2 separate regions of the Mus musculus genome follow, and region 1 is linked to region 2. The links are chromatin loops, found by intact Hi-C in ENCODE. Cell type or tissue: heart. All regions are shown on one strand. Each heading gives the region's core, and the rest is flanking DNA. Links, peaks and the distances in the headings are about the cores only. Region 1 overlaps Cul9 (cullin 9). Region 2 overlaps Klc4 (kinesin light chain 4).

Region 1 (8,908 bases), core at 245-8,244, 110 kb after region 2:
CACCCAACGATGAGCACGCACCATCTCTGAGCTATGACGTATCTGAGCGCAAGAGCATGACGGGCTTGTTGTTTGCTTAGAGGGTTTTGTCTTTTTTTAAATTTTATTTCACATTTTGGCTTTTTAATTTTTGGAGACAGGGTGTCACACTGTGTTTAAGACAGTTCTGGACAGTTCTCCTGTCTCCCTCCCAACTACTGAGGTCCCAGCATGATCCACCATGACCAGCTCTGCCATCTGTTTCCCAGTGGTCCCTTCTTGCTCTCTGGATGATGTCTGCCCTCACTTCTTTTGTTATCTCCTCATCTCTTAGGCTCCTCTGTATTTGTCCCAGAGTTTCAGTTACACACTTTTGGTTCTATTGGATAACTAGAAGCATTATAGTTTGCAGACACTCCCTAACTGTACTTATGTATTTCCCCCTCGTCCTACATCTGCCTGCCATTTTTTTTTTAAACTTTTAAGCCATTTGATTAGAATGACTTTAAATCTATCGATTCATTTGAAAAGATGAAGCAGTGGTAGTTAGGATGCAGAAACGGTGTGTGCGCGTGTGTGTGTGGGGGGGTGTCAGGAGTGAGACTGAGGCCAGGAAAACAGGTTTCAGGGAGAAGGACACACTGAGTCTTGATGGACGGAGTTAGGAAGGGACTCCGCTGGCGTCAGGTCTGGAGAGTTGGGCTCAGCTCCTTGGTGTGGGGAGTCCCAGTGTCTTTTTCCTTCTCAGAGAGAAGCTCGTGAAGACCCTGGTGGATTTGCTAACCAACCAGGTGGGAGAGAAGATGGTGGTGGTGATGGCCCTGCGCCTCCTCTACCTGCTCATGACCAAGCATGAATGGCGTCCGCTCTTTGCCAGGGAGGGTGGCATCTACGCTGTGCTGATTTGCATGCAAGAATACAAGACATCCGTCTTGGTGCAGCAGGCAGGACTGGCAGTGAGTACACTGGGCAGAGCCGGACAGAGTGATTGATGAGTGACAGGCAGGGGGATGGCCATGGACCCTGAAGGGCTCCTGTACTGATTCAGACCAAGCAATGGGTAGTGAAGTCGAAAGGTAAGGAGAGCTTTAAGAATGTGATCTGGGGGGGCTGGCGAGATGGCTCAGTGGTTAAGAGCACTGACTGCTCTTCCAGAGGTCCTGAGTTCAATTCCCAGCAACCACATGGTAACTCACAACCATCTGTGATGGGATCTGAGGCTCTCTTCTGGTGTGTTTGAAGATGCTCACATAACATAAATCAATCTAAAGATAAATAAATACATAAATAAAATGTTTAGAAAAATAAAAAGCATGTGATCTGGGTGGACTTGGCGCTGGGGTGCACGACTGCGGGGAGGTAAGGACGACCCCAGGTGCTGGCGAGCATCTCTGTGGGGAAAGGTGCTTGCTTTCAAGCCTAACAAACTAAGTTCCATCCCTGGAAGCCACATGGTGAAAGGAAAGAGCCAACACTGGAAAAAAGAAAAAAAAAAGGAAAAAAAAGGAAAGGAAAGGAAAGAAAGAAAGATGGATGGATAGATAGGTACTGTCTTAGTTAGGGTTTTATTTCAGTGAAGAGACGCCATGACCACAGCAACTCTTATAAAGGAAATCATTGAACTGGGGCTGGCTCACTGTTTCAGACGGAAACAAGTCCGCTATCAACATGGCAGGAAGCATGGCAGCGTGCAGACAGACCTGGTGCTGGAGCTGAGCCTTCTCCATCTCATTCCACAGGAGGCAGGAGACCGTGCCACACTGGCCTTAGGAGATAGCTGAGTCCAATGTGATTCAGAAAGGGCAGCATGCCCAACTGGGGGACGGTGGGTTTAGGGAGCCCAGGAGTAGAGAGAAGAGCCTGTGGTTGTACTCCTCGAATTTAGAATGTTCTATTTGCATCCCTGTCTTTGCTCTGTTTCCTTCCCTGGACCCTCTCCCTCCCTCTGTCCTATCCCCTCTCCTCTTCCCTCCCTTCCTCTCCCCTCCCTTCCCCCTCCCTTCCCCCTCCCTCCCCCACAACCCCCCCACCCCCGTCCCTTCATCTTCTGTTCCATATCCATGTCTCATGTGATCCATCTGCTAACCGTGCAGCTACTCCAGGGTTTGGGGTCTAGAATGATGACAGCAGTGTCCTCTTTCCCTTTGGTGTGGGGCTGGGGACTGGACCTAGGGCCTTGTGCGTGCTCTACCACTCTCATGTGATGGCTCTGTCCGCCCCTAACTCCGCCCCTGCTTCTTTCTTGCAGGCACTCAAGATGCTGGCCATTGCTAATTCCTCCGACGTCCCCACTTTCATCCCCAGCCGAGATTCCATCCAACCTCTGTTTGATACCCAGATGACCAGAGAGATCTTTGCCAGCATCGACTCTGCCACCCGCCCAGGCTCCGAGAGTTTGCTCCTCAGTGTACCTGCGGCTGTGGTCCTGATGCTGAACACTGAGGGGTTAGAGTTTACCCTCCAGACTCTAAATCCTCGCTGTACCCTAAAACCCACGTCTCTGGGCACCCGGGCTCCACAGAAATTATACCTATGTTGTCCCCTCTGGATAAACACACTGGTGGCCCTCTCAGAATGTCACTGGAAGACAGACCAAGTTGATGTAGGTGGTTCCCAGGGAAGGCAGAAAAACTGACTTTCTGCCATGGGGTTTCAGTAGTGGCCCAGGGTCTGATGGCCAGGAGTCCTTCCTCGGAGGGACCACTGAAGACCCCTCCCAGCCCAGCTGCTCTTGTCCCTCGCCTCTGTTGCCTTCCCTGTCAACTTGTTGGCTCACCCATTCTCCCAGGTGCTCCTCTGCAGTGAGAAACGGCCTGCTTCTTCTCAACCTGCTTCTATGCAACCACCACACTTTGGGAGACCAGATCATAACGCAGGAGCTGAGAGACACCTTGTTCAGGCACTCGGGGATAGCGCCGGGGACAGAGCCAATGCCCACCACACGCACCATCCTCACCATGCTCCTCAGTCGCTACTCAGAGCCACGGGGAAGTCCTGAGCGAGCAGGTACCATGGCGGACAGGATGCTTTGCTGAGGAGGGACATGTGCCACACTGTGACCAGGAATCTAAGCTTACGTTCTAGTCACTTAATGAAGGATACAAGAGTCTTCAGGAAATGACTGAAAGCTTTAGTGCTCAAGCTAGAGGTGTTTTTGAGAGGAGGGTAGGAAATGTAATATGTAATGTTATGGAGCCCAGGCTAGTCTCGAACTTGGGATGTTCTTGCCTCAGTCTCCCAGGTGTTCACAGTACCTGTGTGCATCTTCATGGCATGCCTGATCTTTTTTTTTTTTTTCTTTTTGGTTTTTCGAGACAGGGTTTCTCTGTATAGCCCTGGCTGTCCTGGAACTTACTCTGTAGACCAGGCTGGCCTTGAACTCAGAAATCTACCTGCCTCTGCCTCCCGAGTGCTGGTTTTTTGTTTTTTTTTTTTTAAGATTCATTTATTTTATTTATATGAATACACTGTAGCTGTCAGACACACCAGAAGAGGGCATCAGATCTCATTACAGATGGTTGTGAGCTACCATGTGTTTGCTGGGAATTGAACTCAGGACTTCTGGAAGAGCAGTCAGTGCTCTTAACCACTGAGCCATCTCTCCAGCCCCTGGCATGCCTGATCTTAAGCAGAACTTGTTGACCAAAAGGAGGACTATCATCAATGTTATAAGATATTTTTATGTTTTAAAAAAATAGGGTAAAAATGCAGGCATATGGACGCGGACCACAATAAGCGGTATGCATCCTTGAGTCTGTGTGTCTGAAGCCTCACTCAGCAGTTTGGGGATGTTCCCATCACCACAGTACTGTGTACATAGCTAGCGTTTAATAGTGGGCGGTGACTGGGATGCCGTTAATGCAGCTTACACTGTAATTGCTTTCCAAGTAAAGTTAGGTCTACATTGGGGACCAGAAAAGAAAATTTCATATACTCTGATAAGCTATGATACAGACATCCTCAATGTGGAAAGGAGGTTTGCGGGGGGGGGGGGGGGGGAGGGCAGGGGGCAGCTTCTTTCTGGATGGCACTGTTTGTGGGTTTGACTGATCTACAAAATGCCTCTCGTTTTCCCTCTGGTGTGTCTGCCCGGCAGTACTGGAGACACCAAGCACCCAGGGTCAGGATGGGTCCCCCGAGTCGCTCATCCGGTCCCTGGTGGGTGACCTGTCAGCAGAACTCTTCCTTGACTTGGAACGCGTGCTGTGCCATGAAGGCAGCCCTCCAGCTGCCGTGAGGCCCCTCCTCAGGCGCCTCCAGCAGGAAACGCAGCCATTCCTCCTGTTGCTGCGGACTCTAGATGCCCCCGGGCCCAACAGAACTCTGCTGCTCACGATACTCAGGTAAAGAGTCTGTCCAGGCTCCGTGCACAGGGACTGAGCGACTGCTAGCGCTTTACATGTTTCCTTCCCTTCCCCAGGGTCATGACCCGACTGCTGGATCATCCTGAGACAATGGTCCTCCCCTGGCACGAGGTCTTGGAGCCCTGCCTCAACTGCCTGAATGGGCCAAGCAGTGACTCTGAGGTACCAGATTCCTAGCAGAAGTTGGGGCACCACCTGCCTAGGGAGGCTCTAGAGGCTCAGTGGATCTGTGTAGGTCTGAGGGTCTCAGGGCACTGTGGTCTCTGGAGGAAGGAGAGGAAGGCTGGTGTCACTCAGCAATCCAGACGGGCCTTGCTGTCTCCGAGCCAGGGTTTGTACATCATGGAGTGATGTCAGACAAAGGCTAGCCCTTGGGGTAGTTTGATCTTGGCAGGAAGAAGCCTGTGACACTACACCAGCTGCACCGCCAGCTGACTCTGAGTCCCAGCGCTTCCATTATACTGTTCCAGTCTCCTTGTTCCTCTCCTGGCCCTGCAGACCTCCTCAGTCCCTGCCATTCTTCTTCCTTCAGTGGACCCAGCCCTCGCCCTTACCCTCTCTGTCCTCTCTTTCCTGGAAACTCACCCGTGTGGCTCTGGGCTCAGGTTGTCCAGGAGGTGACCTGCTTCCTGCACCGCCTGGCTCTGATGCAGAAAGACTACGCAGTGGTGCTTTGCTGCCTGGGAGGTAAGGAAGCCCTCTCCAAAGTCCTGGACAAGCACTCCACTCAGCTCCTGCTGGCCTCTGAGCTGCGCCACCTGGTGGCCGAGTGTGAGAAGTACTCGCAGCTCTGCAGCAACCTCACCTCGAGCATCCTGGCAGGCTGCATCCAGGTGAGGAGGGGCTTGTAGGTGTGGAGCTGAGAGAAGACCAGAAACAAGGGGTGGGCTCTCCTTGTATCTGTCTCTGGGATCCCATGTGGCAGCAGTGGCAGCAAATCTGGGCTCCTGTCCCTAAGCTTCCCCCTGCCCTCCACGGTCCCATCAGGACTTGGTGAGAAGGGTTGAGCGTTCTGGTCCCTCTTGGCCTTCTTCCCTCTGTGCATGCTTCTGACCTTGTCCGCATCCCTTCCCTGCCCTGTGTTCTGGCTGCAGATGGTGCTGGGCCAGATTGAAGACCACAGGCGAACCTACAAGCCCATCACTATCCCCTTCTTTGATGTGTTCCTCAGGCATCTCTGCCAGGGTTAGTACCCTCAGCCATGTCCCTGGCTCCCACCCGCTCGGCACTTTCCTTCCCACTCTCTGACCTTTCCTTATCTCTGACCTTGCTGTGACCCCCGGCCCCTCCTCCTCTCCCCCAGGCTCCAGTGTGGAGGTGAAGGAGGACAGGTGCTGGGAGAAAGTGGAGGTGTCCTCGAACCCACACCGGGCCAGCAAGCTGACGGACCGCAACCCCAAGACCTACTGGGAGTCCAACGGCAGCACTGGCTCCCACTCCATCACCTTACACATGCACCGTGGTGTTCTTATTAGGTGCGAACCCATTTGTTTGCACATGTGCTCATACAAACTATCCTACTGTGCACCAATGTTATCTCCCGCAAAGCACCGTCCCACAATGCTCTTTGTAAACTCTGTCCTTGTAGGACATTTCAAACTCATTTGGTGCATGACTGGCACATTGGCCTGTCTGTGCTCGGCTGTGTGGACATCCCACTGTCTGAACCCAGTCACTGGCTCCTAACAGATCCACATACCACCATCTTGTGCTTAGAGAGCAACAGTCTGCTTACCTGCTCGTGCCGTGGGTGTTTGTTCAGTGCCAAGAATGCCACACACTGCACTAGGCTCTGAGGGAACAGGGACAGTCAGAGATGAGGAATTTGTAGTTGGGGAGCCAGGCTAGCGAGTCAGTCAAGAGAATCAGGCTTGATAGTGCATGTATATAATCTCATCACTCAGGGAGTTGAGGCAGGGGGATCAAGAATTCAAGCCCGGGCTCCATATTGATATCCTGTCTCAAAGTGGGGAATAAAAGAGGAAACAGAAATAAAACAGCTTGAAGCGAAAGCATCATGGTGCAGGCACAGTGACGTGGCTGTTGCCCCTCTCCCTGGAAAGCTGAGGCAGGAGGCTGTCTTGAACCCAGCCAAAGGCATTCAGGTCAATGTGAAGAGAAGAGCCTCCTGGGAGATAGAGGGCCAGGAGAGAGGGTTCCGGGGCCAACGAGGGTCAGAGAAGGCTTCCTTTCAGGAGCTGTTGGCTGAGCTGAAGCCTGAAGCTGAACTTAGCTCAGTAAAGAGAACTCAGTGGCACCCCAGGCAGAGGCAGCGTGCAGAAAGGAGAAACGGGATGCTGCAATGGGCGTTTTAAAATGCTGCTCAGGCGGAATGAAGGGGCGTCATGGCAGCAGGGGAGCAGCCAGGAGAGCAGGCACATTCAGACTGTAGCTCTGTGAGGAACTTCAAACCTTGTTCTGAAACTTGGGGATTCGTCCAGGGACTTTAAGAAACTAGTTTCTTTTTAGTTGTTACTCAGGTAACCCTGAAGATTAGGGCTGGAGGCCAGAATAAAGGGTGTTGGGAGGTGTGTGCGGTCTAGTCTGGAAGCTGAGGGTGCCTGGTGTGGTGGCACACGCCTTTGATCCCAGCACTTGGGAGGCAGAGGCAGGCGGATTTCTGAGTTCAAGGCCAGCCTGGTCTACAAAGTGAGTTCCAGGACAGCCAGGGCTACACACAGAAACCCTGTCTCAAAAAGTAAAAACATAAAAAAATAACAAAAGAGGGGCTGAGGGAGCAGAGCCGACTGTGAGAGGCTGAGGTGTAGAGCCTACAAGACTTGACATTGGTTGGTGAGGGAAGCTGTGACCAGGTAAGTGGCCTATTTCTTCCATGGGGGACAGAAATAGAAAGGGGGTGAGGTCCTGTGGACAGATGATTGTCCCCTGTTGTCACGCTGGCCTTGAGGAACCTCCTGGTCATGACATGGGAATGTCTATTACATGTACAGGATAGCATCAATTTGTTATTGAATCTAGGGGTTTAAGTAAAACCACTTAAAAATGTAAAGGGAAAGCTGGGGGTCTGGGGAAGATGGGCAGGAGAGGAGCAAGAGGAGGAAGAGGAGCAAGAGGAGGAAGAGGAGCAAGAGGAGGAAGAGGAGCAAGAGGAGGAAGAGGAGCAAGAGGAGGAAGAGGAAGTGGCCCTGGTTCTCACTGGCTTCCTTCTTTTTCCTCAGGCAGCTGACCCTGCTGGTGGCCAGTGAAGATTCAAGTTACATGCCAGCCAGGGTGGTGGTGTTTGGGGGTGACAATGTTGGCTGCATCAGCACAGAACTTAACACGGTGGGGACCCTTATACCTCCCCTTCACTGTGTGTTCCCATCCCCCCTCCCCTTTTCTCAAGACCTGTGGGGAAGACCCACCTCTAGGGAATGGCTCTCAGTTCCTTCTGGGAAGGTCTCACCTCACTTGGAGAGGGCCTGGGCTCAGTGTGTGACAGAGAGAGCACAGGCCATGCTGGTCTTGATGGCTGTCAGCAGTCCCCCATCCCTGCTTTTCTCTATCCCACTTTAGTTTTCTATGTCTAAGTGTATGTCAGTGTATGTGTGAGTACAGGTGCCCTTAAAGACCAAAAGGGGAAGCCGGGTGTGGTGGCACACGCCTTTAATCCCAGCACTTGGGAGGCAGAGGCAGGCGGATTTCTGAGTTCGAGGCCAGCCTGGTCTACAAAGTGAGCTCCAGGACAGCCAGGGCTATACAGAGAAACCCTGTCTCCAAAAACCAAAAACCAAAAACCAAAAAAAACAAAAAAAACCAAAAAAAAAAAAACCAAAAAGGGGCATCGGATGCTGAGAGCTAAAATTACAGGTGCTGGTAGCCATCCAACGTGGGTGCTAGGAACCAGACTCAGGTCATTTGCCTTTGTAATTGCCCAGACCCCTCTCCAGCCTGTCTCACTTCTTTGCTTCCTCTGTCCTACCCTGTCAGGTAAACGTGATGCCCTCTGCCAGCCGGGTGACCCTCCTGGAGAACCTGACCCGCTTCTGGCCCATCATCCAAATCCGAATAAAGCGCTGCCAGCAGGTGGGGCCAGGAGGAAGCACGGGCTCTCCCTAGCGGGTGGCTTTTTCAAGAGCTCCGAGCCTGGACATTAGCCAGAGTTCCTCCTTGGGTAGCCTGGGGGCAGCCTGGAGACCTGGGAGTCCCAGGAGACTCTTGGGACTTCCAGGTGTGCAGCTTGGCTTTGGAGTTCGCAGTGGCTCCGGAGAGGTGACATAGATAACAAGTCTGTGTACCCTGCAGGGTGGTATCGACACTCGGGTTCGGGGTGTGGAGGTGCTGGGCCCCAAGCCCACATTCTGGCCATTGTTCCGGGAGCAACTATGCCGACGTACTTGTCTCTTCTACACAATTCGGGCACAAGCATGGAGCCGGGACATTGCAGAGGACCGCCAGCGCCTCCTACAGCTCTATCCGAGGTGGGTACAGCTCAGGAGGGACCAGCCAGGGACTGACACTGTAAGAAGTAGGGGCCATAGAGATGCTGTTGGCAGCTGAGCAGTGAGGGGTGAGGGAGTCCGCCTTTAATCCGGCCATGTACTTTTTATTTCCAGACTGAACAG
Region 2 (8,908 bases), core at 334-8,333:
TGGGCCCTCAGAGATGGTAAGCCCAAGGCAGAGCTAGACACTGTGGGTCAGTAAGAGCAGACATACTCCTTCCCCTCAGGAGAGACAGGAGAGACGTATAATCAGTGTAAGTGCACAGGGATCGCATGGCTATAATTGCAAAAGGTGAGCATTAGAGAGAGGGAGAACAGAGTGTTAGAGAGCTTTCGGGATGAGAAATAGAGTTAAACTATTTTGTCTATGACATCCCTGGCTTTCCCATCCAGGAGACCTGTGCATGACTGGTCAGCTGCTGGTCTTTCCCAGGGACAGAAGCTTTCAGCCCCATTGCTTGGTGGGTTTGTGGCTTAGAAGAACCCATGAAGCGGCCCTTGGGGTCTGGCATGCTGTCCCTTTTCTTCCAGGAGGAGAAGGAGGGAGAGGCCACCAAAGATTCTCTGGATGACCTGTTCCCCAATGAGGAGGAGGAGGACTCCGGCAACGACTGTGAGTTTGCCTGTGGGGCTGCAGGGTGCGGGCAGCAGGAAGCTGCTTCAAGCTGTGGCCCAGTCTGAGTAGCATCTCCACGTCCAGAGATAAGTTGTCTATTCTGGAGACTAGGCAGACTCCAGCCTAGGACTTGAGTCCCTCCCTCCTCTGTACCCATCAGCACTTAATGAGTGTGCTATGTACGAGGATTACCGAGATGAAAGTAAGTTTGCAGTCTAGCAGAGAATAACCCTGGGCTGGAGCCACAAGGATTCCTCACACCTTTCATGTTTTTGCTTTGCTGGATACCCCTAGCAAATGTTAGTTGAGTGACTTACTGAGCGAATAAATGGGATTGTGATGGGCACAGGTGCAAGGGTGTGCTTAAGAGAACAGCAGTGGTGTGGAGTCTCCTTTGAGAGCCTAGTGGGGAGCAGCCAAGAGACAGGGAGGGCAGAGGGGAGGGCAGGCAGCAAGGGAAAAGGAGAAGTCCTCTGAGGAAATGCCTTGTCTCTTTGGGGATGAGTTAGTGTCCCGTGGTCAGGGTGCTGCAGCGGCCCAGCAGGGTGGATATGAGATCCCAGCAAGGTTGCGGACCCTGCACAACCTGGTCATCCAGTATGCAGCTCAGGGTCGCTATGAGGTGGCGGTGCCACTCTGCAAGCAAGCGCTAGAGGACCTGGAGCGCACATCTGGCCGAGGTCACCCTGATGTGGCTACCATGCTCAACATCCTGGCTCTGGTGTACCGGTGAGCACTGCCGTCCTCTGCTGTCTACAGCAGCTTTCATCCTACCTTCCTCTGCTCTCTGCTGGGCCTCCCAGGGATACCCTGCAAGGCTTTGTCCCCACACTGGACCCCTCCCTCCAGTCCTGAACTCCCACTCCCCCACACACAAACCTCATCTCTCAGACTCTGTTTCTCTGGCCTCTCTGGAGAGAGTGTGTGCCTCATTCTGTTTGTGGCTCCTGCTTATGAGGACTTGTGACTTCTTCTTGCGATGGCAGTGTCTACAGCCTGGTGTGTCGTGAAGTTTTCTTCCTGTCCTCTCAGTCTCTAAGTGTGCCTCAGTTCTCTCGGAGGAAGGAAGGGAGGGAGGGAGGAGATGGTATGGGGGCGGGGTTCACACTCACGCTCATCCTTTCTGCTGCTTTCCAGGGACCAGAATAAGTACAAGGAGGCTGCTCATCTGCTGAACGATGCTCTCAGCATCCGGGAGAGCACCCTGGGCCGGGACCACCCAGCCGTCAGTATTCCCGCCCACTCCGCCCCCTCTGTCTCTGCTGTGTTGGCCTGTTAGTCCTCTGTGTGCTGCCCTCAGTCCACTCACCACGTGTGTAGGAAGGAGGCTCGAGAGCTTTCGGCCTTCACCCAGTGAACTCTGGCTCTCAGTTCTCTGAGGCCCAGTGACTCCTGTTTGTGTTGCTTACATTTTATATTAGGGTTTAGCAATTGTACAGAATAACAAGGTTTAATTGAGATATTTTCTTTCAAAAAGTCCTTTTCCCTTTATTTTATTTTTATGTGTCTGGGTAGTTTGCCTGCATGTATGTCTGTGCACCGTGGGTGTACAGCGCCTATAGAGGCCAGAGGAGAGCATCCTATATGGGTGCCGGGAATTAGAGGTAGGTCCTCTGGAAGAGCAGCCAGTGAGTGCACTTAGCCTCGGAGTCATCTCCCCAGCATGTCTGTAAAGTACTCTGCCCACATCTGTCCCTCCTTACTCCCCTTTCTTAACCTACTTTCCCTCATGGGGTTTTAGGAACCCAGGGCCTTGCCATGTTAGAGCAGCAGTCTCTTGCCTAGCTTGAACTTAGTGAGGCAATACACCTAGACCTTCGACTCTCTTTGTATGACAAGTGTTTTTTCTTGGAATTTAATTTACAGTTAGTATATCTTCCCTATACATATAACCCCCTGAAGTGTAACGAGACAACACTCTAATGGATATAATAGAGACAGAAAGTAATTTTTTATTACATGATTCACTCAATACAATGTAAAAAATAACCGAGTACAACTTCCTAGAAAATATAACAAAATAATCTGATGTTGGACAGAGAAACACTGTCTCAAAAAAAAACCCCCAAAAAACAAAAACCCAAGATTCTAACGTTGGATTTATAGAAGTGCTAAGACAAAAAGCAGAAGCCATATGGGTAGCTTTTTTTTTTTTTTTTTTTTTTTGGGTTTTGAGACAGGGTTTCTCTGTGTAGCCCTGGCTGTCCTGGAACTCACTTTGTAGACCAGGCTGGCCTCGAACTCAGAAATCCACCTGCCTCTGCCTCCCAAGTGCTGGGATTAAAGGTGTGCGCCACCATGCCCGGCTTTGGGTAACCATTTTATTACTAATATAACAGGTTTTTTTCCCCACAATGCTCTGGTTGTTTTGGAACTTGCTGTGTAGATCAGGCTGACCTTGAACTCCCAGAGATCTGCCTGCTTCTGCCTTTTGAGTGCTGGGATTAAGGGCGTACACACCACGCCTGGCCTAAAATGCAGCATTATTATAGGTATTCACAGGCCATTTTTATTTGTATAAAAGAGGAAGAGTCTAGAAATGTGCACTGGCAAGATGGCTCAGGCAGTAAAACTGCACGTTGCCAGGCCTGATGACCTGAGTTCAATCCTCAAACTTCCATGGTGGAAGGAAGGATACATACATACATACACATACATTTAAAAGCTTTGAAAATAAGTTGGTAGCTGGAGGTGTGGCTCAACAGTTAGGAGAGTGGACTGCTCTGTCAAAGGACCTGGCTTCAGTTCCCAGAGCCCACATCAGGTGACTCAAAGCATCTGGTACCTCTGGTCTCCCATGGTACATCACAGACACACACACACACACACACACACACACACAGAGACAGACACACACACATACATACACACACAGACACACACAGACACACATACAGACACACACAGACACACACATACATACACAGACACACACACACACACATCATTAAGACTTTTTTTTAAAAGATAAAGTTCTAGAAAACAGCTTTGAGTAGGGACAGAGTGCCAAGCAACTGCTGGGTTGTCCAAGTTGAGAAAATGGGGGCCATCACAGCTTTGGAAATGAGGTGACCTTGTGAGAACAGTTCCCTGTGATGTCCCATTAGCCAGGCAGGGATGCTGCATCTCAGTGGCACCAGGACCTTGACCTCCTCCTAGTGATGCCAGTGCTTCTGCCCCTTGCTCACAGGTCCAGGGGTGTTCCAAAGTCTCCAGAGTCCTATAACACACGCACACTACCCATGGCTTTCCTGTTTCCCCTTGCTAAAAGCACTGGACTGCAGCCAGAAACCACCATCAGAAAATTTTCAAAGTACCTCTAGGGGGCGATACCTCACCCCATAGAGCTTCAGCCGTTTTGTTCATAGTTTCTCATTCCAGACTTTGGCTCTGGTGGTACAATGTCTCTGTCTGTCTGTGTCCTTTTTGAAGTTACTACGGGGGCTGGGGCGGGGGGGGGGGGGAGTTATCCAGAGGTCAGAGGACAATCAGCTTGCTGGAAATGGTTCTCCCCGTGTCCCGTGAATTTAGGTCCGCAGACTTGGCAGCAAGCGTTTTCCCTGCCGAGCCATCTGGGGTGTAATGGGGGTTGGCCCTCTTTGCAGGTGGCTGCCACACTCAACAATCTGGCTGTGCTGTACGGCAAACGCGGTAAATACAAGGAGGCAGAGCCACTGTGCCAGCGGGCACTGGAGATCCGAGAGAAGGTGCCCACCAACTTCCCCATCCTCCCTGGTCCCCCTCCTCCCCTTTACAGCTTCTTATCTTCTTCCCTCTTTTCCTTCTCCTCATGTGCGTGCACACACATAATTATGCTCTTTCTCAGGTCTTGGGCACTGACCATCCAGATGTGGCAAAACAGCTGAACAACTTGGCCCTCCTATGTCAAAACCAGGGCAAGTACGAGGCGGTGGAACGCTATTATCAGCGGGCACTAGCCATCTATGAGAGCCAGCTAGGGCCAGACAACCCTAATGTAGCTCGGACCAAGAATAACCTGGTAAGGAAGGAAGAGACAGGAGGGTGGAAGGGGAGTGGGTGGGAAAGGCCTCCCACATGGGTCCTGGACTCAGAAAGCCTCAGAATGGAGCACGCTCCTTGGCCAACTTGGTGCCTGTCTCTATGGCTACCTCTGAGAAGGAAGGGTCTGCTTCAATCTGCTGACAGAGGCTCCCAGTCGCATTGGGAGCTGGGCAAGAATAACTAACTCTGTAATGAGAACAGGTTGAATGAGCAGGGTCTCTGGAGCCAGATGCCAAGTGGAGCTGCCTGAGTCTGGCTGAGACCTGCCTTCTTCATCTCTTGCTCCTGGGTTGCTGTTTCCTAGGCTTCCTGCTACCTAAAGCAGGGCAAGTACTCTGAGGCCGAGGCTCTGTACAAAGAGATCCTGACCTGTGCCCATGTGCAGGAGTTCGGGTCTGTGGATGGTGAGTGGGTGGGAAGGTCTGGGAGCGGGGTAGATCAGGGACCATACACAGGCTGTAGGGACAGCCACACCCCCTCAGTCCAGCTCCATTGGCCTGTGGGTTCTGAATCCCCACACATGTCCTGGTCTGTTCTCCTACCTCCTCATGCGCTATCTCATCCTCAGATGACCACAAGCCGATCTGGATGCATGCTGAGGAACGGGAGGAGATGAGCAGGGTGAGTGGGGCTACCCGGGCACTGGCAGCTCGCAGGGCCTCTGCCTTAAGCCTGTCTTAGCTTAGCTATTCACTCACTTGGCCAGCCCTCAGTGCACAATGCCTTCCCCTACTCAGTCTGCACCTTAGCCCGTGCCCACCTGCCTCCTAGCATCTTTCTGTTCTCATCCCCAGAGCCGGCCCCGTGACAGCAGTGCGCCCTATGCAGAGTACGGAGGGTGGTACAAGGCCTGCAGAGTGAGCAGGTGAGCTGCCAGGGGTCAGAGGCTCCTCTGAGGCTCCTCTGTCCAGCCTCCTGATCTCAGAGCCTTCTCACAGCCCTTTCTCTGCCCCTCTCCTGCCCTTTTCCATTGTTCTGTTTTGTAGCACTTACACGTCTGCAGGGCCTGTGTGTGCTTGACAAGTGCTCTGCTGCTGGGCTATGTTCTCACTCCATTTCTGTATCCTCCTCCCTGCAGCCCCACAGTGAACACTACTCTGAAAAACCTAGGGGCTCTGTACAGGCGCCAGGGGAAGCTGGAGGCAGCCGAGACCCTGGAGGAATGTGCTCTGCGCTCCCGGAAACAGGTCAGGAGCCCACACCACAGGGCCATGGTACTTGCTTGCTCAGGAGGCTGAGGTAGAAGGGAATTCCAGGCCAGCCATGGTCTTTACTAAGATCCTGCATCAGGAGTGGCTAGCGCAGTAACTCAGAGCCCTTGCTGTTGCTGCCCAGAACCCAGGTTCAGTTCCCAGCACCCATGTCAGGCAGCTCACAACGGCCTGTAACTCAAGTCCTGGGGGATCCAGTGGTCTCCGGCCTCCATGGGTATTGCACTCATGTGATGCACACATATCACCCAGGCACGCAGGCATTTTTTTTCTGAGACAGGGTTTCTGTGTATATCCCTGGCTCTGTAGACTCTATGGAAATGAACTCAGAGATCTGAGATCCGCCTTCCTGCCTGTTTTCCAAGTACTAGGATGAAGGGTGTGGCCAGGCAGTGGTGGCACACGCCTTTAATCCCAGCACTCAGGAGGCAGAGGCAGGCGGATTTCTGAGTTCGAGGCCAGCCTGGTCTACAAAGTGAGTTCCAGGACAGCTAGGGCTATACAGAGAAACCCTGTCTCGAAAAAAAACAAAAACAACAAAAAAAGAAAGGTGTGTACCGCCACCACCCAGCCGATAAATATATCTTAAAAAAAAAAAAGACCCTGCCCCAAAGAAAAATACAAGTCCAGATGGCAGGGCCAAGAAGGAAGGGCCTGGGGACAAGGACTCAAGGGACTTCTTGGGTTTCTTGTGCATGTGCTGAGAGAGGGACCAAGTCTTATGGCCGTGGTAGTTTTTAAGAAAGTTCTCACTCATGCTGGCTGGAGAGATGACTCAGCAGTTAAGAGCACTGACTGCTCTTCCAGAGAGCCTGAGTTCAAGTCCCAGCAATCACAAGGTGACTTACAACCATCCGTAATGGGGTCCGATGCCCTCTTCTGGTGTGTCTGAAGACAGCAACAGTGTACTCATATACATATAATAAATAAATCTTTAAAAAGAAAAGAAAAAAGGAAAACAAAAAGAATGTTCTCACTGCAAATTTGCCGCTTGTGTCAGGTGCAGATCTAAGATTTCTTTCATAGCTGGTATGGTGGCTTGCGCTTGTAATTCCAGTACTCAGGTGGCTGAGGCAGAGTAGTTACTATGAGTTTGAGGCCTTTTCTCAAAAAATCCAAACCAGGGCAGGTGTGAGCTGACTTAAAAGTGGCCTTTCACTCTGGGCCATAGCTACCACATATAAGTCTGTAAGGATGTACTGGAGCCACACAGAGCAGATCTGTCCAGCCGCTGAGTGAGGCGCATAGTAAGGAGGGGAGACACTGTCCCTGCACTGGCTGCCGAGAGGAAAAAGAGCGAGGTGAGCCACATCCTGGGACTTAGGGAGTGTGAGGGCCCAGCTCCTTCCTTTTACTGTATTCTTCTCTCAGATATTGCATCCCAACTACAGTCTCCTGCCCTCCCTCTCCTCCCCACCCCCTCCATTTCCCTTCAGAAAAGAGCAGGCCTCCCAGGGAGAGCAACCCTCAGAGGTTGGACTAGGCAAGTCAGTATGAGGAAAAGAGTCAGAGCCTCTGCTCCCGGTGTTAGGAACCCCACAAGAACACCAAGCTACACAACCGTACCATGTACGCAAAGGACCTAGCTCAGACCCATACGAGGCTCCCTAATTGTCACTTCAGTCTCTGTGAGCCCCTATGAGCCCTGGGTAGTAGATTCTGTGGACCATGTTTTACTGATGTCATTGATCCCTCTGGTTGCTACAGTCCTTCCTGCCCCCCTTCTGAGGGATTCCATGATGTTTGGCTGTGGGTCTTTCCATCTGCTCACATCAGTCGCTGGATGAAGCCTCTCTGAAGATGATTATGCTAGGCTCTAGCCTACAAGGACAGCAGAATATAAGCAGCATTCATTTCATTGCCCCCCGCCCCCAGCCTTGTTTGATTCTATCTTACCCTAGGTTATCCAGCCTCTGGTCCTGGCCCTCCAGGCAGTGTCAGGGATGAGCACCGACTCATGGCATGGGGCTTAAACTGGGCCAGTCACTGGTTGGCCCCCACCAGTTCTGCACCACCTTTACCTTAGCACATCTTGTAGGCAGGACAAACTAACTGTACATAGAAGATTTTGTGGCCAGGTTGGTGTCCCAGTTCCTCCATTTTCCCAGTATAGAAGGTGGTTCAGGCTCTGTGTCTCTCAGTACCAGGGGTCTATGCTAGGGTCACCCTCATAGATTCCAGAGAGTTTCCATTGCATGAGGTTTCTAGGTTACCCCTGAAATGATCCTCAATTCCAACCTTCTCTCTCAGTACTCGTTCTTTTACAGTTGTGTGTGTGTGTGTGTGTGTGTGTGTGTGATTTGGCCTGCACATGTGTCTGCATGCATGCAGTGCTCACTGAGATCAGAAGAGAGCACTGAATCCCCAGCTCTGGGGTTACAGGCCTTGTAACTTGTGAGCTGCCACGTAGGTGCTGGGAACTGAATCTGTGTCCTCTGGAAGAGCAGCTTATAAGGCTGGGCTGTGTTCCTAACATCTCCTCCTCTTTCTTCCAGGGTACTGACCCCATCAGTCAGACCAAGGTGGCAGAGCTGCTCGGGGAAGGAGATGGTAGAAAGGCCATCCAGGAGGGTCCTGGAGACAGCGTGAAGTTCGAGGGAGGTGAAGACGCATCAGTGGCTGTGGAGTGGTCAGGGGTAAGTCTGCTCACTACTACTGTCCTGAATTCTGAAGCTGTCTTTCCCCAAGTTTGTACAGGGTATGAGTCATGTAGTACCCACCAGTTAGCCCATCCTTTCAGGCCTGGCCCTGAGAATCTGTTATTTATTTGTTTGTTTGTTTATTGTTATACATAAGTACACTGTAGCTGTCTTCAGACACACCAGAAGAGGGAGTCAGATCTCATTACGGGTGGTTGTGAGCCTCCACGTGGTTGCTGGGAATTGAACTCAGGACCCTTGGAAGAGCAGTCAGTGCTCTTATCCACTGAGCCATCTTGACAGCCCCTGGGAATCTCTTCTTTTGGTTTTTCAAGACAGGGTTTCTCTGTGTAGCCCTGGCTGTCCTGGAACTCACTCTGTAGACCTGGCTGGCCTCGAACTCAGAAATCCGCCTGCCTCTGCCTTCCGAGTGCTGGGATTAAAGGCGTGCACCACCACGCCTGGCTGGGAATCTGTTCTTGATGAGGCCATTGCTTTCAATCACTGGGCTTCAGGAAAGGGAATAAATGGCAGGAATAGACTTAGAAGCTGGGTGACATGGGACCT

Evidence for each region. Peaks named below come from ENCODE experiments on the same cell type or tissue, not always from the same donor. Only the 100,000 strongest peaks of a DNase experiment are listed, where the experiment ranks them.
Region 1: a loop joins it to region 2, with 6 times the contacts of the local background. A loop is called at or near these places in 13 of 42 quality-filtered maps.

Annotation. Positions count from the first base shown.
Region 1 is chr17:46,521,976-46,530,883 of GRCm38, reverse strand. It overlaps Cul9 (cullin 9), which reads left to right. Exons shown (of 41, transcript NM_001081335.2): 9 at 728-935; 10 at 2,228-2,424; 11 at 2,768-2,985; 12 at 4,076-4,322; 13 at 4,400-4,505; 14 at 4,949-5,176; 15 at 5,438-5,528; 16 at 5,647-5,818; 17 at 7,523-7,628; 18 at 8,274-8,369; 19 at 8,589-8,764; 20 at 8,900-8,908. Among named protein-coding and RNA genes, the nearest start is that of Cul9, 20 kb to the left of the region's middle. In heart, for the core only: a CTCF peak has its summit at 5,113 (motif pointing left); DNase peaks (open chromatin) are centred at 4,683 and 5,163; H3K27me3 peaks cover 2,196 bases.
Region 2 is chr17:46,632,180-46,641,087 of GRCm38, reverse strand. Klc4 (kinesin light chain 4) reads left to right here. Exons shown (of 16, transcript NM_001357130.1): 4 at 384-465; 5 at 978-1,197; 6 at 1,606-1,693; 7 at 4,074-4,175; 8 at 4,295-4,468; 9 at 4,796-4,895; 10 at 5,060-5,112; 11 at 5,286-5,356; 12 at 5,570-5,678; 13 at 8,198-8,338. Among named protein-coding and RNA genes, the nearest start is that of Ptk7, 7.1 kb to the right of the region's middle. In heart, for the core only: a CTCF peak has its summit at 3,775 (motif pointing right); DNase peaks (open chromatin) are centred at 977 and 3,747; H3K4me3 peaks cover 598 bases; H3K27ac peaks cover 1,726 bases.